Linked DNA regions of Mus musculus: region 1 is linked to region 2. Evidence: chromatin loops called from intact Hi-C (ENCODE). Cell type or tissue: left cerebral cortex. All regions are shown on one strand.

What was found. A loop is a pair of places that touch in the nucleus more often than their neighbours do. Peaks named below come from ENCODE experiments on the same cell type or tissue, not always from the same donor. Only the 100,000 strongest peaks of a DNase experiment are listed, where the experiment ranks them.
Region 1: it touches region 2 in a loop (4-fold over the local background); 2 of 42 quality-filtered maps call a loop at or near these places.

Annotation. Positions count from the first base shown.
Region 1 is chr10:125,384,512-125,392,511 of GRCm38, forward strand. It overlaps a transcript of Slc16a7 not described here. Among named protein-coding and RNA genes, the nearest start is that of Slc16a7, 80 kb to the left of the region's middle. In left cerebral cortex, a CTCF peak has its summit at 4,499; DNase peaks (open chromatin) are centred at 785, 1,629, 3,509, 4,117 and 3 more places; H3K4me3 peaks cover 2,604 bases; H3K27ac peaks cover 2,689 bases.
Region 2 is chr10:125,493,863-125,501,862 of GRCm38, forward strand. No RefSeq gene overlaps it. Among named protein-coding and RNA genes, the nearest start is that of Gm40795, 70 kb to the right of the region's middle. In left cerebral cortex, a CTCF peak has its summit at 4,682 (motif pointing left); DNase peaks (open chromatin) are centred at 4,707 and 7,573.

The DNA of each region.
Region 1 (8,000 bases), 110 kb before region 2:
GTTAGTTCTAAACACTATGGCACTTAATCTTTCTAATCTATATGAAATTTGTTCTTATCTTCTTTTTACAAAAAAAAAAAAAAAAAAAAAAGGAACCAAGAGTGGAAGAGATTTAACAACTAGTCCAAATTGGCAAGAAGCAGAACCTAAAATCATAATACAGGCACACCAGTCTCACTTGCTCTGATCTCTGCCCATCCCAGATGAGTGAGATATTTGACCTCCATTCCCAAGACCAAGAACACATAGAATGCTTTCTCTAGTAAGTATAATTTATGATAAAATAGAATATCTGACTGAAGAGATTCCCGACTCCTGGGTCAATCTCAAAAAAGTTCTGATGAAGACAGATGTCAAGACATGGAAACCAGTAAGGGCCTTAACCACTGAAATAGTCAGAGGCCAGGATGAGAAGGGGAGAGAGGCAGTGAGAATGCTTACTGTGATTGTTGTATCCACGCTAGTTGTCAGGTCTGACTTATGACACCTCACATTCAGCATCTTCTTCCATGTTCAAAAATACCATAGAAAGTCAACTCTCTCCTGTCACGAGACCTGTCACTAAGCGGTCTCTTAGGAGCAACTTAAACCTAGAGTCCATGAAGGAGTCTTTCCTGAGTGGCTTTCCTGTCTGCTTTGGGTGGGTTTCACACAGGTATTTAAGGTGTATGTGCCTCATTTGCTAATTCACCATCCAAGAGAAGGTGCTTCTCTAATCCACATAAACACATCTTACAGACTAGACGGCTGGCGGGAACATGAGGCTAGGAGCCCCTCCAAAGAGTTTTGGCATTCCCGTCTTAGAGGGCAGAGTGCCCGTGACCCTTCCTGCTTGAGTCGGAGCTGGAGACACAGGAGGGTCAGCTGCTGTTCTTGGTAGGTTTCCTTCCCCCTCCTCTCGTGTCACATCTGCTTCTGTTGCTCTTGACTTCACTCTTTCTATAATTTGTCTTTCGGAACTACCATGTGCCAGGCACTGAAGAACATGACAGAAAGAAGTGTTTGCCCTATGAAGCAGTGACTATTTCTGTTCACAATGCCTGCAGAAACTTTATGGTGCCTACTCCTGCTGAGATATGGAGGTTTTGGTTCCAGAGAGAATTTTGTTTTGTTTGTTTTAAATTTTTTCTTCTTTGTATATTCTGTATTTTTAAAAAATGGTTGAAAGAATAGCTAAGTAGTTAGAAAATTTGTGAGTACAAGCCAAGATCCAGAGAAACAAATAAATCAAAACTTTGAGATGGCAAGAAGAAGAAAAAGAAGAAGAAGAAGAAGAAGAAGGAGAAGGAGAAGGAGAAGGAGAAGGAGAAGGAGAAGGAGAAGGAGAAGGAGAAGGAGAAGGAGAAGGAGAAGGAGAAGGAGAAGGAGAAGGAGAAGAAGAAGAAGAAGAAGAAGAAGAAGAAGAAGTGTTTGCCCTGGGTTAACTCAACAAAAGGCAAAAGCTGCATTATGCAGAGCTGTTTATTCCATCTCTCTCACTGAATACTTGCTATGGCTTCAATATGCTTTGTCCCCAACAAATCTCATGTAGAGTCCTCAACTTCTTACAGAATGGTGTTGTGCCAAGCGCTACTGGCGACTTGAAGGGGGAGTTGGGATTTGGGGAATACCACTCATAATGCTTCTGACAAGATTAGTGACGTCAGGTGAGGTTGGGTTAGTTACTGGGGTAGCAGTTAACCACACCACATGTTTGGCCACTTTTGTATGTTCCGTTCACCCTACTACATTCGCACGTTATCATGCTACCAAGGGACACTAACAACATGCTAGTACCATTATGTTTATGTTTCGCATCCATCTGTACCATGAGGCAAATCAGCTTCCTTGGTTTTCTAATATGTTTTCCAGCATCAGGTGTTGTGTTAGACACAACACTGCTGCAGACTAAGACACTAGCTATGCTGATAGAGTAAGCCCTGAGCCTAGACATGTCTGTAAATATGAGTGTACACAATTCTCCCCTATAAGGTCCTTATATGTTTATAGAAAAGAGTCATATCATGCCTGAAGACAGACAACATTCTAATGACACTAAGGTTACTATACTTTTCAACCTCCAGGAATGAGTAAATTACTCTTGTCTAAAAATATAGAAGAAAGTGCAACATGATAGCTTTTCTCAAAGGGAGGGGCAATCAATACATTGGCAAAGACAGTCCCAGGGAGGGACTCCTGAAGAAGGAGTCTATCACCAACTGACACAGGGTCACTCACAGTGAACAAGAATGCAGAACCAAATGCTTGGGTCCCTGAGGTACACCACTTCCAAAAGGTGCCTTTTGGCAGATCTGATAAGTACTTTTTACAACTGCTAAAGTCTGTTTGGATTAACTGGGATATAGGTCTCATTCTTAGAGAAAAAAGGAAGTGGCAAAAACTGAAAAACAAGAGGTGCTGAGAAAGATTAACCAGATAACTAGAATCCCCGGCTACTCGTGTCTGTGTGTGTGTGTGTGTGTGTGTGTGTGTGTGTCTGTGTGTGTCTGTGTGTGTCTGTGTGTGTCTGTGTGTGTGTCTGTGCTCATACTTCTCAGAATGTGAATTTCTTGAGACCACATCACAGTAACTCCAGTAGTAACTGGAATGAAGCTGGGGTGTCAAAATTAGCTACTGCCCATTCTAAGGGGTTCCCGTAGTTTATTTTCCATAGTAGTAATTCAGAATGGGTACAGCCAATCTTATTTTGTAGACAAGGGAAAAAAATGAAGACAAAATTACTAATAATACACTGCACCTTACAAAAATACAGAAACCATTATGGTGGTCTCTGGGTCTCACTCTCTCTGTATTCTGTTTCCTTTTATCCCGTGTGTATCTCCAGAGTGTTTGATGAGTGAGAATAGAGTCAAAAGAATCATCTAGAGACACACTTATTTCACCTCAGGTACCCAGAATAAAATTCTGGATAAGGAACATATTTTTTGTTTGTTTGTTTGTTTGTTTGTTTGTTTAGGTCGTTCTGCCTTCCCTACCTGTAGGAAAGATGGAGGCCCAAAATATAGGGCTGATGTTAAAATGAGATGTGTGTGTCTAGAGACAAAGGGGGCATTTGCAGGAATGTGTACTGATTTGTATCTAAGAAACTGTTGGTAATTGATGATTGCTTCAGAAAAGAGTGGCACTTCCCTTTCACCTCTATTCCCAGAGAGGAGGGCCACTGCAAAGTTCCCCTGGGCTGCACAGAATCCAAAGCCAGCCTTGCTATTTTAACAAGATTTTGCTTCAAAATAAAAGTTACGAATAAGACGTGGAAGGGGGCATTGCACAGTGATAGAGCTCGTGGTCTAATCCTCAACTGCTCCCCCACTGCTTGCTTTGTGGGTTTCTTTCTTTATGAGCTGTTACAGCATATACTGAGCTAGCTGCCCTCTACCGCGCCCCGCCCCTTCATCTCTAAAATTATTCCGTTACCCTCCCATGTAAAAGGACTTAAAAGCAGAACATATGGAGAGTTAGGCTTGCCTGACTGTCTTCATGTAACTTAATTTGTTCGACTCTCATCTGCATTCTGTGGCCCACACCCAACTCTGATTTTCCTCTTGCCTTCTCTAAATCCTCACCTTTGTGGTTTGGGTGACAGGGCACGGGTCAAGGGAACCTGAGAAGGCCTCGGGAGCCTTGCTGTCCTAGCTGACTGGGTTCAGGCATGAAGCCTGGAACACCCAAAAAAAGCATTTGTGCCCACGGTTTCCTCCTGTCGGGGCTTTTTGAGTCTCGAGCATCGTTCCTGCTATTTTTAATCCCTTCACTGCATCTCCTTTTGGTTTGGGGAGGGAGAAGGGCATGGACGATTAGCTTTTGTATTGCCACTACACAGTTCAATGTGGCCCGGTTTTAATTTTCCACCAAAAAGGGAGTTAAAGAAACACTTGCAGAGAAATTGGTGTGTGTGTGTGTGTGTGTCTGTGTGTGTGTGTGTGTGTGTGTGTGTGTGTGTGTGTGTGTGTGTGTGTGTGTGTAATTGCCCCAGAGTAGTCCAACCAGGAAGTGAGAGACACCCAGAGCACTACTTACTGCTCCTCCCAAAGCAATCTGCAGCCCTCTTGGCTAGTGGAAGTAAAGAATGCAGAAGCCAGCAGGGAAGCAGCATCCGCTGAGGCTCACAGCCACCTGTGTGCTACCTGCCCAAGACTGGTGTCCCCAGCGTGATGAAATAGCTCAGGAAGCCCAGAGGACCACAGGTGGTACTGGCTCTTCTCAGGTCCCTGGAAGACAGCGTAACCTTTAGGCCAGGCCACAAGCCTCTCCTGCATCTGTCCAGTGGTCTCCGGTCTCCACCCAGGTTTCCTGGGGACCGAAACAGGACACCTTCCCTTCTCCCCAGGTGCGGATCTTCTGCTGAAAGGGCAGCCGTTCCTTCCACGCACTTCCCCACCCATCCACACCCACTTCAATGACACCACCCCAGACGCTGTGGGTCTGGGGAGATGTGGGCGAGCATGGCAGGGGCATTCGCCTGGCAGTGCCCGCCTGATGTTCCGCCGTGCCCAGAGGAGGCGCCACAGCATAGTTGAGCAGCGCCAGCAGCTGGTGGCCTCGACCCTGAGACTTCTGAATCCCCGAACCTTGGGGACCCTGAAGCTCCCGCCGCAGCCCGCGCCCGCTCGGCTTCGGGATTTTTTGTCTATATAAGGGCTCGAGGCACTTGGAGCGCCGGCTGGCACCGGCTGCCATTTCTCCGCACCCGCCTGCGGTCCCTGGGTAACCTCACTCGCCCTCCTCCCGCCTCCTCCTCCTCCTCCTCCCGTCCTCCCCGGGAGCACCGCCTTTACCTGACTCTGACACCCGGTGCGCACCGCCGCTCTCCCGGTCCCCCCGCCCAGCAGCAGCCGCCCGGCCTCGCTGTCATCCGCTGAATGGAATTATTTATTTATTTATGTCCCCTGACGTGTCCTCCCCTACCGAGGCCCGGGAGAGGGGTGCGGGAGCAGAGGCGGGCTGGGGTGCCCGGGAGCGCGCCTGGGTGCGGTGAGGGGGTGGACGCGGGAGCGGGGTGCGGGCTGGGGGCGCGAGGAAGGGAGGCGCACTGAGCATGCTCCTGAGGGCTCAGCGGTTGGCGCTGGTCTGCGCGGGTTCTGTGGCTCCCGGCACTCCATTTCGGATTTTAGTTCTGACCCGGAGCGATCTGCTGTGGCTGGGCAGCCCAGACTTGCTCCGGCCTAGCGCTTTGGCGCCCAACCTGAGGAGGCAGGTGTGAGGTGGCCTGAGAGACCTAGGCTGTTATGCAATGTCTAGATAAGGATGCAGAGAGGAGCCTGCAGAATGCAGAGAAAAGAGCTACGACAGAAAAGGCTGCGTGACTCATCCATCCATCCATCCATCCATCCAGTCGTTCGTTATTCATTCAGTTAAGGACTTCCGTTAGGAATGAGTGCTGGCTTGATTGAGGATAGAGAAAGGTGTGCTGTAGGAGCACCAGAGACAAATCCTTCCAAGAAAAACGTAAAACTTACAAGCATGGAAAACAGCTCAAAACACTGAAAGTGTAGAAGTTGCGGGCAGTGGTTGGTTATCAATTGTAAATAATTTATGTCACTCACATTATTTAAGTTTCACGACGGGATTTAGTTATTTAAGCAAGAATAACACTAAGGACTATGGTAAACCCCACAGATGTTGAGTTGGCCTTTTTTTTCACCCTAACATGCCCTTCTTGGGGAAGTTGAAAAGAGGAAGGAAGGGTTGGAACTGAAGGGTTGGACAACTCGAAGACTGACATCTCTACTTAGAGAAAAACCTTGTGGCACTATATGTGCTTGAATTTGAGAGCAAGGCTACAATTTTCTGCCCATTTAATTGGCCTTTCCTGTCCTGATCATCATGATGCGATACTCCATTAGATTCGGTCACTGTTACTCATGTTACACACATTTGGAGACCGAGGCAGTAAGGTGGGATCACTTGGGTACACATTCAGGACGTCTTACTATGTCTCCTCTAGGCAGTCTGCAGGGCAGAATTTTAATATCAATTTCTGCCATTACAAAAGAGGGAACTGTTTTCATAAGATTTGAGCGCGACAATATGTGTAGTGAACAGAAGATAATTTGAGAGGCTGTTAACTTCAAAACGGCTCAGCCAAAAAGTTCTGTGGCTAAAGATGTTTGCCACCAAGCCTGGTGACCCGAGTTCAAACCCCAGAATCTACATGGCAGAGCAGACCTACACTTGTAAGCTGTCCTCTGACTTCCACACACCTGGCAAACAAGACCAGTTGCGTACACACACACACACACACACACACACACACACACACTTAAGTGCACGCACAAGCACACACCCTAACAATGATGAATGTTAAATGTTTCTAAGAACGTTAATAGTCCAAAAGGAAAACTTGAGGCAGGATATTCTAGAAAACCCATTTTTACAAGGGGGGGGGGAGGGAACAAAACAGTATAAATGAATAATTGTGGAAGATAAGAATTGAGTACCTAACAAAGATTATAAATGTCTTTATTTTATTGGCACTAAAGAGTAATAAACGTTTAAAACAAGCAATGTAGAGACACAGCAAGGACATGTTCTTGGATGTTTGCAATTAAGATGTTTTTTGGTTATTTGTCACTTCAGTTTCTTTTCACAGTAAAGGAACAGGAAGCACAAGAAACATACAGTGCTTAAATTAATCCACTCGTTCCTCTCCTTCTCCCGTGTTGTGTGATTTGTTTTTATCTTTTTCTCTCCAGGCTCTGGAACTACTTAACTCATTTGCTAAACTTACAACCTTCAACGCTCAACCCTTTAGCACCATAGCAGGCTTTCATCGCAAGTGCTACTTTTCTAGAATTTAAATCTCAGGATCCAGATGGGCCTGTGAGTACAGCTGGGGCAGGAAGACTTGTACCTTCAAGGCCACATGCCTTCATGCCCCAGCGTAGACTATGAGTATCTGGACTCTAAACAGTAAGTGTGATATAACCAAGGTCCTGCTCAGAAAGTTGGCTTTCTCTATTATCACTCTCTCCATGGCCATGCGTCTATAGAAGAGATCAACACCCTGAAGTCTCGGGTTTCTCCAGCTGCTGTGGTAGAATACAATAGACTGTGTAGGTTAAACAATGCATGCTTGCTTCTGCCAGAGACACAGCAGTGTGCCAGCAGGCCAGGTAGACTGAGTTCTGATCTGCCATCTCCTAGCTGTTTCCCCAAAGGTCAGGTCAGGAGCCTGCTGGCCAGCTTTGAGTTCTCCTGGAGAGCACTACTAATTCTTGCCACCTTCGTGGCCTCACTACAATGAATTACCTTCCTATATACCTTTAGCTCCAAATAATCATAACCAGTATGAGAGTTTCAATTCGTAGATTGTAGAAAAAATACAGATACATAGTCAAGGCAACCAGACAACTAGAGCAACTCCTGTACTTTTCTTTAGGTAAGACATCAAAGGGCAAAATGACTTCTCAGAGATACTTCTGCCAAGTGGGTAAAGCTAATCCATATCACATGGTGATGGGGGCTAAGGAGAACTAAGGAATCTACGTCAATGCTAACAGTCTATAGGTGGCCATGATCTCCTGCAGAAAATGGATCCAACCTGTGGAGTAATTATGAACTTCAACAAGCTCAGCTAAGCAATAGACTCTGGGTATTGCCTCCATATGGTATAGTGTCTGTCTTTGCCGTAGGTTAGCTCAGCCATGAGTATGAAGCTTAGAGTCAGTGCTTGGTAGAATCACTTCTTTTCTGTATCATTCAAAGGAGAAGGCAAGAGCCACCAGATGTATCTAAAGGACAAAGATAGTGTTTGGAGATTTGCCGCAAGACCATGAAAACTTTCCAGCCCTCTCTAAGGAAATCTGTCCATCTGAGCATTTCTCCAATCCCTACACTGACCCGAGACATGGACCACCATACCCTGATAGGCTGCTTGAGCACCAGGTGGCTAACACACTGGGGTCCTGGTAAGGTGCATCATCCTGCTGGGTGGGAAGTAAGCTTCCTGAACTTTAGGAAACACTATTCCTCTGGAAAATGTTTAATAACCCAGTGGCCCC
Region 2 (8,000 bases):
GAAAATAAATAGGCTTGGGACAAATTTGTGATCAAGAAAAAAAGATTCATTCTAGGTCAGGTCCAAGGATGAGGCCACAGGTGTGCACTATTATAAATCAACGCCTTGTGAAACTTTTGCTTTGAACTTATAATGAGCTTATAGAACAAAACACTGATTTGAACTTAATATCTTCTGTAACTCCTCCTTTGCATAACATTTTATCTATGAGGTAATTTTATAATGAACTTTTGTCTTAGAAGGTATAAAATGGCCCAAGGGAAGAAATAAAGTGTGTCTTTTGGAACTCAGCCCCATCCACCAAATGTATATATGTATATGTCTGTTCGTCAATTTGTATGTACATACATGCATTAGTAGGTATATATGTATGTATTTAAGTATGTATGAACACTTGTAGAATTGTGGAGCTTGGTGGTTGCCCCTACCAAAGCCTCTGTGTTTGCATGTGCCTATATGTGTGCCTATATGTGTATGCCTATATGTGTATGCCTATATGTGTGCCTATATGTGTGCCTATATGTGTGTGCCTATATGTGTGCCTATATGTGTGCCTATATGTGTGTGCCTATATGTGTGCCTATATGTGTGTGCCTATATGATGTGTGCTTGAAGTCTCCTTTTCTCCCTTTTCTTTTTTCTCTAGCTTACGAAGAATTAACAAACTCCAAGCCACTTGCCTGTCCTGACCTTCAAGGGGCCCTTGGACCAGACAGAAAAAAGCTCTGAGTTACAAAACCCTTTATCTTAGAAGAATTGCCAAAGAGTAAACAGCTTCTGGCCACTCAATCATTGACAGAAGTGTTGCTAAGGGTAAAAAAGCTCTGGCCCCGATTTATCTATCAATGACTGAATGACTTCATACCCCTCTGCTGCCTTTCTCTCTGACTCCACACCCCTTCTCTGCCTTCCTCGGGAAACTAGATGCATGGATCCTGGCACAGGCTAGCTGGCCCAGGGCCTTCAGGGTTTCTCCTGTTTCTAACAGCCTCCCCGGTATGGGGCAGTGGTTCTCAACCTGTAGGTCATAGCCCTTTGGGGTTATGAAACAAGCTTTTCACAGGAGACCTTCAGAAAACACAGATATTTACATTATGATTCATAACAGTACAAAATGTACAGTTATAAAGTATAAATGAAAGCAATTTTATGGTTGGGGGGGTCACCACAAAATGAGGAACTGTATTAAAGGGTCTTAGCATTAGGAAGGTTGAGAACTACTAACCATAGAGGGTGAAGGGATTACAGAGGCATGAACTATTGCATGTAGCACTTGGTAGGTACTTTTAACTTGAAGTCATTATAGATAAATTTGTATGAAAGACTTCCTTTATGAAAACCAGAACTTCTATATGCTAAAGTAGGTCAGTGGGTTTGGGAATATTTGATTGATATAAACACACATTTCAATCTCTGACCCAGCATTTTTGTGCCCTGAATTGTGACTTTAATAATTAATGATTACTTTAACTTAAAACGGGAACACATTCATCTCCCAATCAAAAGGAAAAATGAAATATGTATAAACATTTTTAGGTAAATGTTTATATTTTTAAGTCAAATGACACTGCTATTGTTATCTTCTAAAATAGTAGTAGTAAGCCCTCAAATTATCCAGCTGTGAACACCGAAGATGTGTTTCGCCTAGTCTCCAGCAGGTTAAGTGAAAATACCAAGCTACTCTCAGAAGCATCATGCCCCTGTCTCAATCTCATGACCACAAGTGGAAGCCTCACAACCATTAACCAGATACCCCCTCTCTTACTTCCTAGCCCATGCCAACTACTAACTTGCTTTCATTCTTCATAACTTTGCTAATATTGATATTTCCTATGGTGTGTATAATATGTAGATACCCTATATGGCTTCATTCACTTAGCCTCCTTTCTAGATCACCCAATGAGAACAGGTAACAATATTTTAGCCTTTTGGGATAATTTTCTGTTGCACATGTATACTGCATTTTATTTCCCCTTGGCTCTCATTAGTTCCCTTATTTTTAATAGTACAACTATGCATGCCCACATATAGGTTTTTATTTGAACATCTGTTTTTAAATTACTTTTAATAAATACCCAGAAGTGCAATTTGGGGGATCTCAGATGATTCTATGTTTAATGTATTGAGATACTGCCAAATAGTGTCAACACATTCTTTTATGTGAAATAAATTTTAAATATAGTTCTCAACATTCTTCTATGCTGTAGATAAAAATTGTTACATCAGTGACAAGCCTGAGTTTTTGAAGAGCTGGTTACTTACTCAAGGTGAGTACATATAATTTGTTTCTCTCCTGATTGCAGAGCTCACCACCCACCAACCAAGAAGAAACAAAATAACATTGACAGTAAACCATCTCTAATATTTCTTACAATATAGAAACGATTCTCAGTGCTGTGGTGGTATTTATTTTGTTGCTGACTGAATTAAACATTCTCAACTAACTTTTTATTTCCTCTTAGGTTGGATTGCTTCTTACAAATCAAGCTTAACAAAGTGTAATTTTGTGCATATGACACAGAACCTGTCAGTCTAGGGGCTGTAATTTCTTTTATTCTAAAATGCAAAGCAGGAGAGTAGTTGTATTTTTTATTCTTTTAATCGTTGCCTCAAAGGAGTATCTAATGAATGGAGGAAGAAGGAAATGTTAATGAAACTATGATGCAGATGACAAGTGAATGCGGTCAGTTCTGGAAAATCCACGAATCAAAATCACAGTTTGTAAAAGTGTGTGCATGTCACACTATGCTTTATTCTATATGGGATTTCTCTTATGAAATTCTAGAAGTATCAGAGTATGACTTGTGGGCGATTGATACATATGCCTCCATTAAATAGTATTCTCAAACATCCTTAGGCATATTAATAAATTGCATTAGTTTGATTTCAGGTACTACAGAGCTCATGAAAAAAAATCAGTCTTGTTGAGGTGAATCTCAGAGATCAACCCACTCCTGGTTATATGGTTATTGGCTACAGGATGCTAGAGGAAAGTGATCACATTTAAATGGTAGCTGCTAGAGCTCTGGGTGTTCCTAATGGGGAACGGAGAGCACAGAGAGTACCTTGAAGCCACATATTACAAAATGGCCTCCATAACAGAAATAGATGGGACTGTATAGTATTATCATTGAGAGTATATAATTAATCTTTGAACACTATCCCATGTTTCTTTCAAGCAATTATAATAAGTAGGTACTTAAAAATACAACCAGGTGCTGTGATCCACCCTGCATCTACATTGTCTCATTTCATATGCATGTACATGAGAAGCACAATCATGAAATATGCATGAGTATAAATTTATAGAAACATGTATGTGCATTATCCCAATGTGATTTTTTAAAAAATAAAATATGAAGGTATTTATAACTTAAAGACTTAATTTTTTTATGTTAAAGCAAATAGATTGATATTTGTGCCCCTTCACTGCCTGAGATTCACTTGGTGTGGAGTATTCACTAAACAAAGAGTTAAACTTGTTAGATGAAGGCAGTGCATTAAGGCAGGGCTTTGAAAAGGTGGTGACATAGAATCCGTAGTTTGAGTGGCTAAAGTGTTTGGTGTGGCATCATGCTAAGAACAGCTTTCTGAAAATACCATTTAGACTCATGGAACACTTGATATAACTGCAAAATAATTACACATTATTTACAAAAAACAAACAAACAAACAAACATAGGTAAAGATTGAAACAGTCATTTAATCTTACTTAACAGTACAGATTTGGTCCTAGCTTGGCTGCTTATATACAGAGTATTCCCATTTAATTCAGCCTACATCTTTTAAAAAAGGGAAAAATAAATAAACAAGTCTACAGAATCCTATCCATTGTTAGTGAAATCTAGAGAAAAGGGCTGGAGAGGTGGCTCATAGGTTAAGAGCACTTGCTGCTCTTGCTCAAGAGCCTAGTTCCATTCCCAGCATCCACATGGCAGCTCACAAGCTGCTGCACTCAAGGATCACAAGACCTGATACTCTCTGCTGGTTTGTTGATGCGTGCATAGTATTGAAATATACTCATGCAGTGCACACACATCTATGTGAGGGAACATACCTACACATAAAAATAAACAAATACATAATTACTAAGCTCAGGGGAGATGAATTCTTCACGATATGCAGATTACTTTACTTGCTATAGTCTGTTGTTGACAGGCTATCACACATGTTCTCTTATAATATGTAGGATTCATTGAACATTTTTAAGATGTTGTTCATAATGGAGAATGAAAAGGTCACTTACTAAGTTGGGTTATGAAAAACCCAGGTGAGGACCAGCAAAGAAAAGTCTTGGTTAACATTATCCCCAATTCTCCTCCCACCAGGATAATATTAACAGGCAAAATGCACCAAACTTGAAATCTTTGCAGATACCATACACATTAAGTGAGCTTAGAGATATCCCAGAAACCTTATCAAGTAGTGGGCATGAATGTCTTGATGACACATTGAGGTTCAACGTATAAGAAAAGAAAGGCCTTTCAAATAATTAGAATGCAGAAAACATTTAAAACATGTACAGCAACTAATCATTTGAATTTCTTCAACGTGGACATTCTAAATTCACCTTTATTTTCTACTTAACTATATAAATTATCATTTAGTGTTGGAAATAATTGTACTGACTGGAACAGAAGAAATAAGGAAAATGTTTGCAATACTTACAGTGCCATCTATTGGTTGTGGAATCTGTTATTTCAGCACTAAGCCAAACTGCCCCAATTATTACTAGGTAGAAAAGGAATTACCATGTCAATCCAGGCAAACCCACATCCAGTTGTATGCTGGGATGTTTAAAGATAACACTATGTACCTGAGAATCTTACAATTGGCTAATACAACTGACAAGTAAAGAAAGAGACAGATGAAAACATTTTAAGCTTAAATTGTATGCTAACAAGGATCGAATCAATTAAGTGTCTACCTTGTGGTGTTTACTCATGCCACAAACAAAATAAAACTGACTACCCTGTGTAGAATGGATAATTCTGCAAATGCTTTGCAACTTTGACAAATGCACTGTTAATCTTCCTTTGTCATTGAAAGCATAAGAGAGGCTGTTTTGTGTCACAAAATTGGTTCAATTAATAGCATTTTCCCTCATGCAAAGATCAGAAATGAACAGACAAGACTACAAAGTACATTTTTTAAAGATGTCTTTTCTAAAGCTCCCTTTTCACATGTGCATTATAACTGCCGTTGAATTAGATAATTTGAACATTCAAATTAAAGGACATGAAATTAATTAATTCCAGGTAAAATTATTTTCTTACTCAATTTTACAAGTACAACTAATTGAATAATGAACAGTTCAACCTAGAAAAAAGGGAAGCAGCCTTTTTAAAGTTTGGCTCCCCCTGCTTCATATAATGGCTGCCTTCATAGCTTTTATCATCTATAAATGATGCTGTCAATGATGGGGAGAGAGGAGGGGCAGGAAGAGAGAGTAGGGGGAGGGAGAGGGGGGAGAGAAGGGAATATTCCAGTAACAGAGAGTGAGAAGGCAATGATGGGACATATGTGGTAATTATGATTGACTAAAAAAAAATACAATTTTTGTTTGTAATGATTAATTGAAATTTTCCCCTTTCTTATTTCTAACCCACCTCATTTTTTATTTACTTTTCTGTATAATTTTGAGCATTTTGCTTTTGTACAGTTTACTATAGGTTATTTTATTTAATATTTCTGTTCCCCCACATTAAAGAATACATGCATTTACAAGGGGTAAACCTTCATGATGTTTTATAGTGTGTGTGTGTGTGTGTGTGTGTGTGTGTGTGTGTGTGTGTGTGTGTGTGAGAGAGAGAGAGAGAGAGAGATATTTTTAAAATAAAATTTATGTCTTTATTTTTATATCTATATATTTTTAAAATAAAATAAATTTGATGTCTAGTCTTCCAGAATATGCTGTTTTTAGTTTCCTGGGTTGATCTTATTGGTGTGTTTCTCTGTGCTGATACTCAGTTTTACCAAAGGGAAAAGGATGTCAATGGTGTCTCTGAAACATTGGTTGCATGATACAATTTCTGCAGAGCTAAATCTGCTCAGAAATAGAGTCCTATTTTCCAATATTTTCTCTATTCAAATAGATTGTTTGAACACATGGAAGTTATAGAACACAGTACATTCCATTGTCAGTGCTACCAATCTCCTCAGGAGGGTGAGCTGGGCAATGAAACATTCAAAAATGGCAGTAAAAGCACACAAGTACTTGTCTCTTGTCTATCATTCAGAATTGCTATATCTGACCCTCATTCTTTGTTTCCTCCAGTATCTCCATGTGAGATATTTTTGATTTCACACTTTATTCAATATTCAGAGAACATGCGAAGGAAACTGCTATTTTGTGCTTAAATGATAGAAGAAATCAACAACACTGAGAGCTCCCAGACAAATACACCATTTTTCATTAGACTGGAAATCGAAGAGGCTTTTGCAATTTTAAAGTATGCTTTCTTCCTCTCCATTCACTGTACTAGCCTCAGAAAGGTCATCCTTAAGAGCACCGGGCTTAATGTCTGTAAGCACAGAGCGTCACTCACAATGGACCTCAGACAAATACAGCAAATGCCTGCATTTAAATCATTAATAATTAACAAAGCTCAAAGGGCTCATCAGTACATGGCTACTTGAGTATAAGCTGTTATTTAGAACCCTATCCTGCCAAGAAAATATGTGCTTGAAAGCCAATTTAGATAGGAAAACTGAAAGAGAAGACTCTTGCACAATGGCATGACGTGAGCAGTGTTTGTGGCTAATGACGTAGACCTGTTCTGTGCTTCACTTCAGTGTCTGTATGATGGTCTATTATTACTTTTCCTATTTCTGCATTAAGAACATCCTTATAAAAACAACCTAAGGAAGGATGGTTTATTTTAGCTCACCTTTGAGAGGACAGCTTCTCATGGCACACGGCTAGAGCCTGAAGCAGCTGTTGATATGGAGTGTGTAGTCACCAAGAAAAGAGTGAAGGATGCTGCTGTTCAATTAGCTTTCTTCTTTCATCTGTCTAGGATTCAATCCCAAGGACAGCTGGCCAATCCTTCCCAGCTCAACCAACCTAGTCAAGGCAATCCCTCACAGAATGTCCAGAGCCCATCCTAATCTAAAGGATCCGTGCGTGGCATGCCTGAAAGCTTGTTCTAGGTGATTCCAGATCTTACCAAGAAGACAAACAACACCAACCAGTACATTATGCAAGTCCAACTTCCTATAGAGAACTATGCAGGTCACATCAATTTTCATTTCCTCTATCAGTCTAGAATCATTAAGAATCTGAACTGTAGAATAGATGTTGTGTCTGTCTACACTCATCCCCTGTGTAAACATGAGCAAGTTGCATAAATCGGTAGAGCCTCAGTTTCTTTATATATAAAATAAAAATATAAAAATCCTGCTGAGCACTGGGGAAAGTACTATTTATTGCAATCCTGCTTGGAAAGTCTGGTGTGTAATACATATTTAACAAGCTTTAGTCATTATTATTTTGTAAGCATCAAAGCTGTGTTTTTCACTGATGGGTTTTATTTTACAGAGAAAACAGTAAGGGTAAATGAACAGTCAGCCTCCAGGCTGCCTAAATTTACATGTAGTTTACCGACTCTCATTTGAAGAAACAAAGACTCATTTCTGTAGCTGTTCAGTGCAGATTGTTGAGGCTTGTGGGACAGACTGTAGTTGGTGTGAAACCTTTAACCATGCAGAGAGAATGGATACTGGTGTAAGGACAAAGGCTCTACATCAGGGGAGTCTGCAGAAATCGTGCTTTTCTTCTCAGAATGGTCATTGAGGCTGCCAGACTTTCCTGTAGAGCATTAAAGAACATGCTGAGGATTAGCTCTTGGAGAATTTCTTGCAAAATATTTTGACCACATTTTACTCTATCCTTTGACTCCTCTCAGATCTACCCTTCTTCATTATCCATCCAATTTTGTGTCTCCTTTTCTATTTTTGTACACCTATAAAGTACATTTTGTGCCATTTATGTATAATCC